Linked DNA regions of Homo sapiens: region 2 is linked to region 1. A link is an interaction called in ENCODE POLR2A ChIA-PET data of the cell type or tissue named here. Cell type or tissue: GM12878. All regions are shown on one strand. Each heading gives the region's core, and the rest is flanking DNA. Links, peaks and the distances in the headings are about the cores only. Region 1 has its middle 28 kb from the start of IFNGR1. Region 2 has its middle 53 kb from the start of IL22RA2.

Region 1 (5,384 bases), core at 257-5,256:
CCAGAAGTTTATTTACCTAGGCCTGTTGCAGCACCAAATCTCAGTCTCCAGTGATAACGAATATTCTTTTACCCAGGTAAGGAGAAGGCAGCCCTCCCAAAAGAATCTTTTTTGGCTTGCTACATGCAGGAAAAGACAGGGCAACTAGACTTTTTCTGAAACTGTAATTTTTCCAGTGTTTTTTAGCTCAAAATATACCAATTTGTTATATTTGGGGATGATGTTTCCTTCACTTCTTCATCGTAGAAGCAGAAATTCCAAACACCTCTTTGAGAGTTACTCATTCTCTGGGTATCTTCCACGTATATATGAAATATACATGTTAATAAATGTCTGTTTGTTTTTCTCTTGTTAATCTGTGTTTTGTAATAGGGGTCTGTTTCAACTATATATTGGGGTTTTATTTTTCCCTACCCATTCATGCACCAATCAATCTAGCATCAATCAAGCTATATAAAACAACAACTGGTAAGTTCAGGAGAAGTGTGCATGGCTCATCAAACACCCTGTTATTTGCCCAGGAAGCTAACACATTGCTGTTGGCTGTTGTGTGTGCCTGAGGGAAGGGATAGAGGCTTACATCCTAGCTTTTGCTTTTCCAAGTATGCTTAAGGAGTGAGCGTGTGTGCACTTTCTCAGCTTGGAGAGTTCTGATGTGAGGTGAGGTTCGTTTATTATGCCCTCAACACTCCTTATCCTGTTGCTCAGGGGACCTTTCTGAATCTCACTTTGCACAGGTCTTCCCCAAAGCTGCCTCCTGGGCTGTCATCTCCTGGTCCCAAGGGGTGGCCTGAGTGGGACTGGGGGAAGAATGATCAGGAAGCAGTTGGTCTGCCTTGCCTGCTGTTACTCTTCTCAGTGACCTGGTTTCAGGGTTGTCCTGATGTGATGCCACAGCCTCTGACAAGTGCCATAGATCCTGGCTGGTGATGATCCAGCAGGGCACACGTGGTGGAGAAATGGCCACCACCAGAAAGCTCTCCGCAGCCCATCCCCGCCTGCTGCACCTGTGGTCTCTTCTGCTCCAACCCTGGGATACAGGCTTTTTTATCTTGACTAGGGTTTCTCAGAGTCTTTATGTCCTGATCCATCATCCACTTTCTTTTCACCATGACACTTCTGGGCTCAGTTTGGGGAGGAATGATGGTATTCAGCATTAGTTCACCATCTGGTGAGGAACTAGAATCTTTTATGCATCTTTATATTCCCTTCCTTAAGATGCTTAAGGTATGTCCTAGAACAGTAGTTCCCTACATTTTTGGCACCTGGGACCAGTTTTGTGGAAGACAGTTTTTCCACAGATGAGGGCAGGGGATGGCTTCGGGATGAAACTGTTCCACCTCAGATCATCAGGCTTCAGATTTTCATAAGGAGCATGCAACCTAGATCCCTCATATGTGCAGTTCGCAATAGGGTTCGTACACCTAGGAGAATTGAATGCCACCTGCTGATCATAAAAAACATAAAAAACTAAAAAAAAGGAAAACCACTTTGTCTATGATCTTTAGACTTATTTATGTTTAAATTGTTTTTTTCTGTTTAATTTTTAAACAGGAGGTGGAACTCAGGCGGTAATGTTCGCTGCCGCTCATCTCCTGCTATGCAGCCTGGTTTCTAACAAGCCATGGACTGGCCCTGGTCCACGGCCTGGGGACTGGGGGCACCTGTCCTAGAACACTGACCTGGACTGCCTCACCAAGTTTAGTATGAAGGACAAGTCTGTTTCATTGTGAGGAAAAACTATGTTAGAAAAATATAAATATAAATATATAGTATGCTATACTTAAGCTAGTATAATTTAGTGCATAATAACTGTGAAGTAAATGACCGCTAAATAAATAAGACTTTGGATGAGCAGCTAGAGCAGGCTGCACACCACTGTGACAGCATTATTTCTCAGTGCTACAGCAGTTAAGTGCTACTTAAAGAGAAGAACAGATTACTAAAAGGTTGATTTGAACAAATCCTTTAATACATTTGCTTGTTGTTTGGGATTTGTTATTTCAAAAATACTTTAACTTCTCAATTTTGACCCAAACACCGTTAATTGTTTGTGAGTGAGCTTTGTAAAACTGAATGCAGAAGTTTTGATTGTGAGGCAAAAACTCTCTCATCCTGTTTTAAGGAAGATCTACATGCCCTTCTTGGTGATATTCTAGGAAGCAAAAGGAGAAGTGCTCTCTGGGAGATGAATTTCACTACCCTTGTTTTCCCCCTCCTTACAAGATTGGAGCAAATTCCCACTTATTTAGCAAGCAAAACATACTTCATAATTTCCAAATAAGAAGTAAAGTTTGCCATGTACACATCTGGAACCTGTGCATCTAGTCTCAGTTTACAACAAATAATACTTGTATTCTATGAATTCACCCAAAAGCTCAGTTTCGAGTTGACTCAATTCATGAGGAAAGTGCAATTAAGGTAGCTGATATTGATGACAGTTTAAGTAAAATATTAACCATTCACCCCTAGTACGATTTCAGGTTCTAGCTTGTTTCAAATTAAATCACAATATCAAATTAGATCACCAGAATTATTTAGTGTAACTCTTTGTAAAGTTGCCTTTACTAATGTAACTTAATCTGCCTTATTTGAATGTCTTTGACATTCTTGAATGTTGATATGAGAAATGGTCCTATGGAATTAAGGTTTCTGCATCTTTTTAGAAGACTCTGTTGCAAAAATTAATAATTCTGCAAGAGCTACCATTCACAGAGTACATCGGATGACCCAGGCACATGCTTTACTGAATTTAATTCTCACTATAGTCTTTTAGGTGTATATTATAATCCTTACTTTACATATGAAGAAACCGAAGCTATGTTAAACAACTTGCTCACACCTAATAAGTGCTTGACACAAGATTGAAACCCAGGTCTGTTAGATCTCTAAGTTTGTGGCCTTAACCAATATTTTATATTGTAATTATGCTATATGTGTAGAATTACTCATATAAAATGGTAAGAAATTGGGAGGAACTACATTGTAGAGCCAGAAGTCTGACTGGGATGGCAAGCTACAATCAGGATGATCTTTGGCACATATGGGCTTGCCTTGAAATTTCTAGATTCCATTTTGTCAGAAGCTGGATAAAGACTGGACTTTGGTCACCCAACCCTGCTGAAGACTCAGATTATTCCTGACTTGGACATTAAAGGGAAACTTAGTTCCATGGGCAAGGGTGTCTAGGACACTCAGGTAACCACATGAACAGGAGCTTACCTTTGACTTCAGGGCCTTCAATGAGTCATAGGTTAGGAAATCCTTATCTAAGCCATGCTAGTTCCCAGTTTTTCTTGGCTTCTGGGAAGCCCTGTTTCAAATGAAATACTCAATTCCAATATTTTCCTGAATGTTATTATGTTCTTCTTTCCCTCTAAGTCAGTAGACTTCAAACTGTGTTCCACATAGTTCTTTGAGTTCCACAGGCCCTCTTTTAGGGTGCCCCATTGCTTGAGGAGAAGATGGAAGGGATGGAGCTGTGGGCAGGCATCCTGCCCCTTAGTCCAAGCAGCTTCAAGGCCACAGGCATGAAAGGACATTAGCTCAGCTCTACCACTGCCTAGTGATTTGATTTCTTTATGCCCCAGTGTCCTCATCTATAAAAAGGTACTAATAGTCCTCTCTTGTAGGTTTCAGTCATGACAAAAGGACTAAATGCATGTATGACACTCAGAACCCTGCCTGACAAAAAGCAAGCACCCAGGAGTTGTTAGTCATTATTATTGCTTGACTATGCTTTTAAATAAAATGTTTTTTATAATGAAGAACACTGAAACTAAAAAAAAAAAGGAAAACCACTTTGTCTATGATCTTTAGACTTATTTATGTTTAAATTGTTTTTTTCTGTTTAATTTTTATTTGTATGTTATTTTCACGTAAATGAGATTTAATTCATTCCCAGTCTGCCATTTTTGATCTACCAAACTACCTCCTCATAAATGGTCATCCCTGACTTCCCAGTGAGAAACTTGGAAATTGCTTTTATTTCTTGGCTGACAGATCTGATAAATGAGTGTTAGAAGGAAAACTTTAGCTAAAGTAAATTTAACGGAATTTAATTGAGCCAAGAACAATTTGTGAATGAAGTAGCCTCCCAAGCTAGAGTAGGCTCAGAGAGACACCAGTGCAGCCACGTGATGTAAGAAGATTTATGAACAGAAAGAGAACAGGGAAGCACAGAAAACGGAAGTGAGGTACAGAAGCAGCTGGATTGGTCACAGCATGGTGCCTGCCTTATTTGAACACGGTTGAAAAGGTTGGCCCTCTCTGACTGGCCAAAACTCAGTGTTTGGCACAAGAGTAGGTTACAGTCTGTTTACAAATCCATTGAGGTTATAGTTCCTTAGGTACAGAGAAGCCTTTAAGTCAAACTTAAAATACATAAGGAGACAGCTGTAGGCCAAACTTGATTTAAGCTTCTTTGCCTCTCACTTTGCTACTGGCTTCACTGCCTCAGGTGCTCTGTGCTTGAGACAACTTAAGGTTGAGACCCTTTAAAATATTTTGCTGTCCTCTTTGCAGATGAGAGTGTATTAGTCTATTCAGGCAGCTATAAGAAAACACAATAAACTGAGTTGCTTATAAACATTAGAAGTTTATTTCTCTCAGTTCTGGAGGAAAGTCCAAGACCAACACACAGGCAGACTGGGTGCCTGGTGAGGGCTCTCCTCCTGGTTCACTCTTCCTGTGGGCCTGTTTTATAATGGAGCTAATCCCATCCATGAGCACTCCACCCTCATGATCTAATGACCTCCCAGAAGCCCCATCTCTTAATATCATCACCCTGGGGATTAGGAATTCAACATGTGAATTTCAGGGGGACACAAACCCTTAGACCATAGCAGAGGATACAAAGAAGTAAAAAAAGATAGATAACAACAAAAGAAAAATAATGGCTATTACTAGTCATTTTAATTTTTTTTTTTACTTTCCTCGCTCCCCCTTCCTACTTTTGAAACATTTTTAAAGTTTTCAATGAGAAAAGAAAAGCCCAAACATTATTAATTTTATTGTATTTTTTCCCCAGTAAAATATATCATGCATACAAACTGGTAGAAATAACGTACGTTCACTGTTTTAATAAGGAGAATGAAATGAGCCTCACTGAGTGTAATCTTGGGTTTGCCCTTCACCTGGCTCCCTCTTCACTGCCTCACTGGCTCTGGGCTTTAGGGAGAGGATGTCTATGGACACCATCTGCAGCCTCCTTTGCCTTTCAACTTCCTGTTAGTTTTGGCCAATGGAGTATTGCATTAAACCTGTTTTTCTACACACTGCCCCTACTTTTGTACACAATCCCTTTCTTAACTTCTCCTCAAATTAACTTGAGGTTTCTGTTTACTTCCTTTAAGGATCCAACCAGCTCCCCCTGAGCTGGGCCG
Region 2 (5,384 bases), core at 246-5,245, 130 kb before region 1:
CATCCTCCTGTATATAGGGGCTTTTGTCCTTATTCTTGTTGCCTCAGGGTTAAAAGATGCTTTCTGCACCTCACAAAATGCTTTCTGTCGACTCTACTATCAGGAACTAGGGGAAAGAGATGAGGGTGAAAGTTGTGGCAGTACCTATTTAATAACATAATTAAAGTATTCTTGAAAGTTCTACCCAGCACAAATGGTGGAAATAGAGGGAAGTGGATGGATTTAAGAAATATTTAGAAGGGAAAATTAATAACACTCGGAAATAATTAGATATGAAGGATGAGAGGGAGGTGCTAAGGATGATGTCAAGGTTTCTGGTTTGGGTACCTGGATTGGTGATGGTGCCATTCACTTAGAAAATTGTGGAAGGGGATTGGGTTTTGGGAGAAGATCATGTGTTTAGTTATGTTGAGCATGAGGTGCCTCCAAAACATCCAAAAGGAGATGTCCGGTAGACAATTAGATATAGTTGCTCTACTTTTTTCTTGCAATGAGAGTTCTTTTATTAGAAGCATTGTTGTGTGGTAAAGCATGATGGCCAATGAGACACTCAATAAGTCCACAGGTGCTGGCCCAAACAGAAACACGATGAGCTAGGATGGTAAACCCAAATCTGGATGTGTCTACCCCACTGGGCAGATCACTGTCCCCTCCAAGATATGCTAACATCCAAGCTGTTCACAGGCTGCTTCCTGCCATTGGTTGATGGGACACTCAGGCCTGCAGCAGCCAGGTCAGCCTCAGTGAGAGGAGGCCTGTGCTCTTCTGAGCCATGTGGGACCCCCATCCCTATTGCACAGACATTTGCTCACGAACACATTGAGAAAACACCAGGGTGTCTGGGAAAGAGACTGACTAGGTCACACGTCCACTGAGTGGGTCACCTTGTCCATTGATCCTTGACATCCTGCAGTCTTATTTGTGCTGTAAGATTGGATCCAGTCTTGCTATGCTCCTCCTGCTTCATGGCTTGATGGTCCAGAGAAGACCCATTCATGATGAGAAGTGTGGGCCACATGGTCCCAGGGGACCCCGAGGTCAGGCTTTCAGCCTCCCTCAAGGGGAGTAATAAGACAGTAGACATTTTCCAGAATGAGACTAGTTATTTGCTGAAGAGGGTGGGATTTTAGTCCAAAACCTTGGAAGCCGTGGCTGTGTGTCTACTGTCAGGGTTTGCCACCGACTTCCTGCTTGGTCTCCTCTCTAGTGTTACCTCCTCTATCTAACTTTCATATTACAGCCAGAGTAATGTTTCTAAAACTGAAATCTGGCCCTGGCTAAAATCTGATCAATAATTTATTCAATCGCAATCCTTCAACACATATTTAACAAGCACCAATTATGTGTTGGTTTCAGGTCTTGAGGATTCAGCAGAGACCAAGATAAAAAGCACTGGCGAAAACTGAGGTGGAAATTAAAGAAAAAAAATTAAAAAGAAAAAGAAATAAGCTTTCCTGTATTAGGCTGACTTATCCCAGGGGCAGCAACAGGCACAGCCCAGACCCAGGAAAAGCCTCGATAAACACTATCTGGGAAGCCAGGGCTCAAAGGAATGTGCTCTGGAGACTCTCCCAGCACTCCCTCAACCTTGGGAGGAGAAAAACAAATTTTCCTTTCTCTTATGGTATGAGTTTATAGATTCCTGTTCTCTGTAACTAGTAACTTCAAATATTCTGTTTTATCTAAGTGGTACAGTGAAGGTCCTGAGCTGTCTGAGCAGGCCTGAACTACAGCTCCCTGGGCACCATAGCAAAGGTTATGAGATAAGCCTGTGCAAGGCACTAGAGCAAAGTCTAGATAACAGCCATCTGGGCTGCATAGCAAAGGTCATGTGTAATTCTGGGTTATGTACCTGTCACAATTTGATTAACTGCCTTTGTTCTGCCCTGTATCCTTGCTTTCATGCCACTATGCTTTGTGCCACTGTAAGCTTGTTTCAGGCTAGCCCACCCTCTTTTAGAAGTGTGTATACAAGTCAAGTCTGTCTTTGTTCTGGGCCCAGTCTCTGGATGATCATCCACTGGGTCTGATTGCACTCAATAAAATCATCCTGCTCTTCCCCGTGGTCTCTCTAGTCCTCCTGATTCCCGCAAGAAAACCACAATTACTTTTGCACAAACCTAATACTACACATATGTGTGTATGTAAACTTATATATTTTTTAAGTTTAAAAAATGAATTAAAAATTACATGAATCTATATGTAAATATATATAATATTATATATGTGTGAATATATGAGAGATATATATTTAATTTTCTTTCCTATTTCTTACCTCACCACGTCTATAGGGTGTGTTGGCAGTTGTTAATTTTCAACTTGTCCACAGAATACAGTGAATTAGTTCTTCTGGGACTTAAGAACCAAGTGGCTGAGCTGCTTGTTGGCAGTATGAACTAGAAAAGTCATCTCTTTTTCTGGGCTGAACTCAAATACAAAAATTTTCAATTCATCTAGTAAACGCAAGGGACTGTAAACCAAATGTTGCTTCCAAACCCTGAGGAGGTCCACCGAGTGACCTTTTTTAATGGTAGGGGGTAAAAAGGATAGCGACATGTCACTTAATTCAGAGGGTATCTCACAGTGTGCTGAACCTCCTAGGACTTGACTGATTGGGTAGGTTCCTGAATTTTATGAATTTTATTTCCTTCCCTCTGGCACACACGTATCCTACTAAATCATGTGGGTGAGGGTTACTTCTGGCTCTCCAGCTCTGTCAGCCCAGTCTCCTCTGAGCAGTAGACAGTGCCATGTCCTGCAGATGGTAGAGCACTCCAGTTCTCTCCTGAAGGTGTGTTTCTGGTGTTCTATATTGACTAAAATAGAGAAAAATAGATTTGCCTGATGAAAAGCTGCATACTGGTTTTCAGAGGTTGTGTTGACTTTCTCCAATCAATGACTGTTTTTTCAACAGCAGCTATAACAGGAGTTACTACCTGATTAAACCTACAATTACTCTTTGTCATTTTCCAAAACCCACTTACTTTTTTTCAGACCAAAAAAGCTAGTGAATGAGTATACAGGCACATGGTAATAAAAGTCAAACAAACTTCCATTTGTTTGTATTAGAGCTTTTAAATCTTCTAGAGACAATACCTCCCTTCATTCCTCTAAAGCCTTGACTTCAAGGGACATTTTATTCCAGGGTATCATAGAGGAAATTTGATTAAAGGCAAGCATTAGCTTCTAGTGTCCCATCTCTTACCTATGTTTTCACTGCCCTCAGCTCTAACAAGGCTAAAATATACACACAAATTTTCTCTGTCTCTCAAGGCCTGTTATTTGGAACCAGTGATGGTACTAATTTATGTAGTAGGCTGGTCTCTTAGGTGTAAGCAGCAGAAACCAAATCTGGGTAATTTAAACAGAAAAAGGACGGTATTAAAAGGATGTTGATTAGAGAAAAGCAATTTGAAACCATAAGCAGGAACTAAACCAGCTTTAACTTTCTGCTGATTCCTTCATTAATAATGAGTTCAATAAATCTTTAACATGTGTTATATTCATGAGGCTGGGAGATCTGTTTTAACTGAATATTGTACTTTGACAATTTTTGGAGATTCCACATAGATGTCCCAGGAAACTCCCCTTCTGAAATTAATTAGGCTTATTGAATTTTGCACTGATTGATGCCAGGTATTTCTTGTGCTCTTGGAGACAATCTCAAGCAGCAATAAACACTTACCCTGCTGGCTCTGTTTCTCTGTTCTTTTCCCTTCTTCAAGTCTGTTTTTGTTTTTGTTTCTGTTTCTGTTCTGAGCTACATCTATTCATCCAATTATGCCTTGTCTAATTTAAGTTTGGTCCATATTTATTTTTTCACTGAAGTTCAGGGACTAGTATTAATACATACCCAGCCTGTCTCTACTGAGATCGCCACCCTGTGTACATGTGAGTCTGGCTTGTGCACAGCTAATCTGTTACTCTCCTTTTGTGGCAGCAGTGGATGGAGATCTGGTTCTATGCACTGACTTTTTTTGTCATCTCTGTTGGAATGACAAAGATCTATTCTTCTTTGGCAGATACTATACACACACACACACACACACACACATTGTGAGCTTTGCTGGTCTGCTAAAATGCTAGTGTACGAAAGACAGTTCTCAATGTCCTGTCTTCCAGAGTTTTCCATGAAAGAGAAATTAATTACTTTGTTTAAAAGTTATGATTACTCTATGTGGTTGAGACTATCCTAAGTAAAGTGGAGGCAGAGAAGTATGAATGTAGAATCTAGGTAATAATGGGATGAGTTATTATTTAGCAAGGAAGAGAAAGAGTAGACTTTCTTATAGGAGAGCATCTTGTTAAAGAAGTAGTAAAGAAAAAACCTGATATGATATTTAAGGTTTATAGAAGGCTTGCAGAAAGAGAATTTTATTTGCCTTGGATTAATACCTAAAGGTAAATGAATCTGAAAAGAAGCAACACAATGTGCTAAAAGTTTTGGCAAAGTTGGCTCAATTTTGACAGGTTTGTTTGTAAGATTTTTTTAAAAAAGAAAACACATGAATACCGTGTTAATGCAAGACTATAAATTTTTTCCTCTGTTAAAATGTGATAAGTTGGACTTGCAGTCCTCAGTCTGTGCTTATTAAGAGGTAGTAAATTATCCTTTACCTTTGTGTTATTTCAAATGGCAGAGATTACATATCTCATCAAAATAACTTTCTATGCTTTATGCTGACTTTGGTTTGTTTTTTGTTTGTTTGTTTTTTAAAGACAGGTTCTCGCTCTGTCACCAAGGCTGGAGTGCAGTGACATGATCATAGCTCACTGTAACTGTGAACCCCTGGCCTCAAGCAATCCTCCTGCCTTCGCCTCCCAAAGTGTCTAGATTACAGGCATGAGTCATTTGTACCTGGCCTGTTCTTGATTATTAAACAAACAAGTAAGCAAGCAAGCAAAGAATAAAAGTTACTTCTGAGTAAGCTAAGTTTTCCTACGATGGTGTTACCTTCTGTTGGGTTTATTTTTAAATGCTACATGAGCCTCTTATTAATAAGGGGCCAAACCACCTACTATGGCTATACGCTGATCACTAGCACCTGTGTAATGCTCTGAACTAGAAACCATCCACTTGTGTTGTTTCAGTTTTGCCTTCCCAAGATCAGATCTTAGATTCATAAAATTTTTTTCTTAAAAACGTTTTGCACTAAACAAACTATGTGGTTCCTCTGAGGTTCTTCCCAGATTAAAAATTGATTTTTTAAATTAAACTTTATAAAAAGAGGGGGGCTAAAAATAATTAGTTTTGGGGTGGTCTATTTTTCTTAACTCGTTCAACGCTATCATGACAGCTTCATGGAAAAGGTTAAATAAATGAGGCTCAGCTGTTCCTAGGTTAGTTCTGTGCTGGTAAAGTCCTACTGATAAGTGTGTTTCAG

The links. ChIA-PET counts read pairs that join two places held together with the same protein. Peaks named below come from ENCODE experiments on the same cell type or tissue, not always from the same donor. Only the 100,000 strongest peaks of a DNase experiment are listed, where the experiment ranks them.
Region 2: POLR2A ChIA-PET joins it to region 1 with 6 read pairs; 2 of 35 experiments call an interaction of 5 or more read pairs at or near these places.

What each region holds. Positions count from the first base shown.
Region 1 is chr6:137,244,736-137,250,119 of GRCh38, forward strand. No RefSeq gene overlaps it. Among named protein-coding and RNA genes, the nearest start is that of IFNGR1, 28 kb to the left of the region's middle. In GM12878, for the core only: no CTCF peak of the experiment used is centred there; a DNase peak (open chromatin) is centred at 2,424; H3K27ac peaks cover 230 bases.
Region 2 is chr6:137,117,887-137,123,270 of GRCh38, forward strand. No RefSeq gene overlaps it. Among named protein-coding and RNA genes, the nearest start is that of IL22RA2, 53 kb to the right of the region's middle. RefSeq lists an enhancer at 3,666-3,835. In GM12878, for the core only: no CTCF peak of the experiment used is centred there; no DNase peak of the experiment used is centred there; H3K4me3 peaks cover 664 bases; H3K27ac peaks cover 3,437 bases.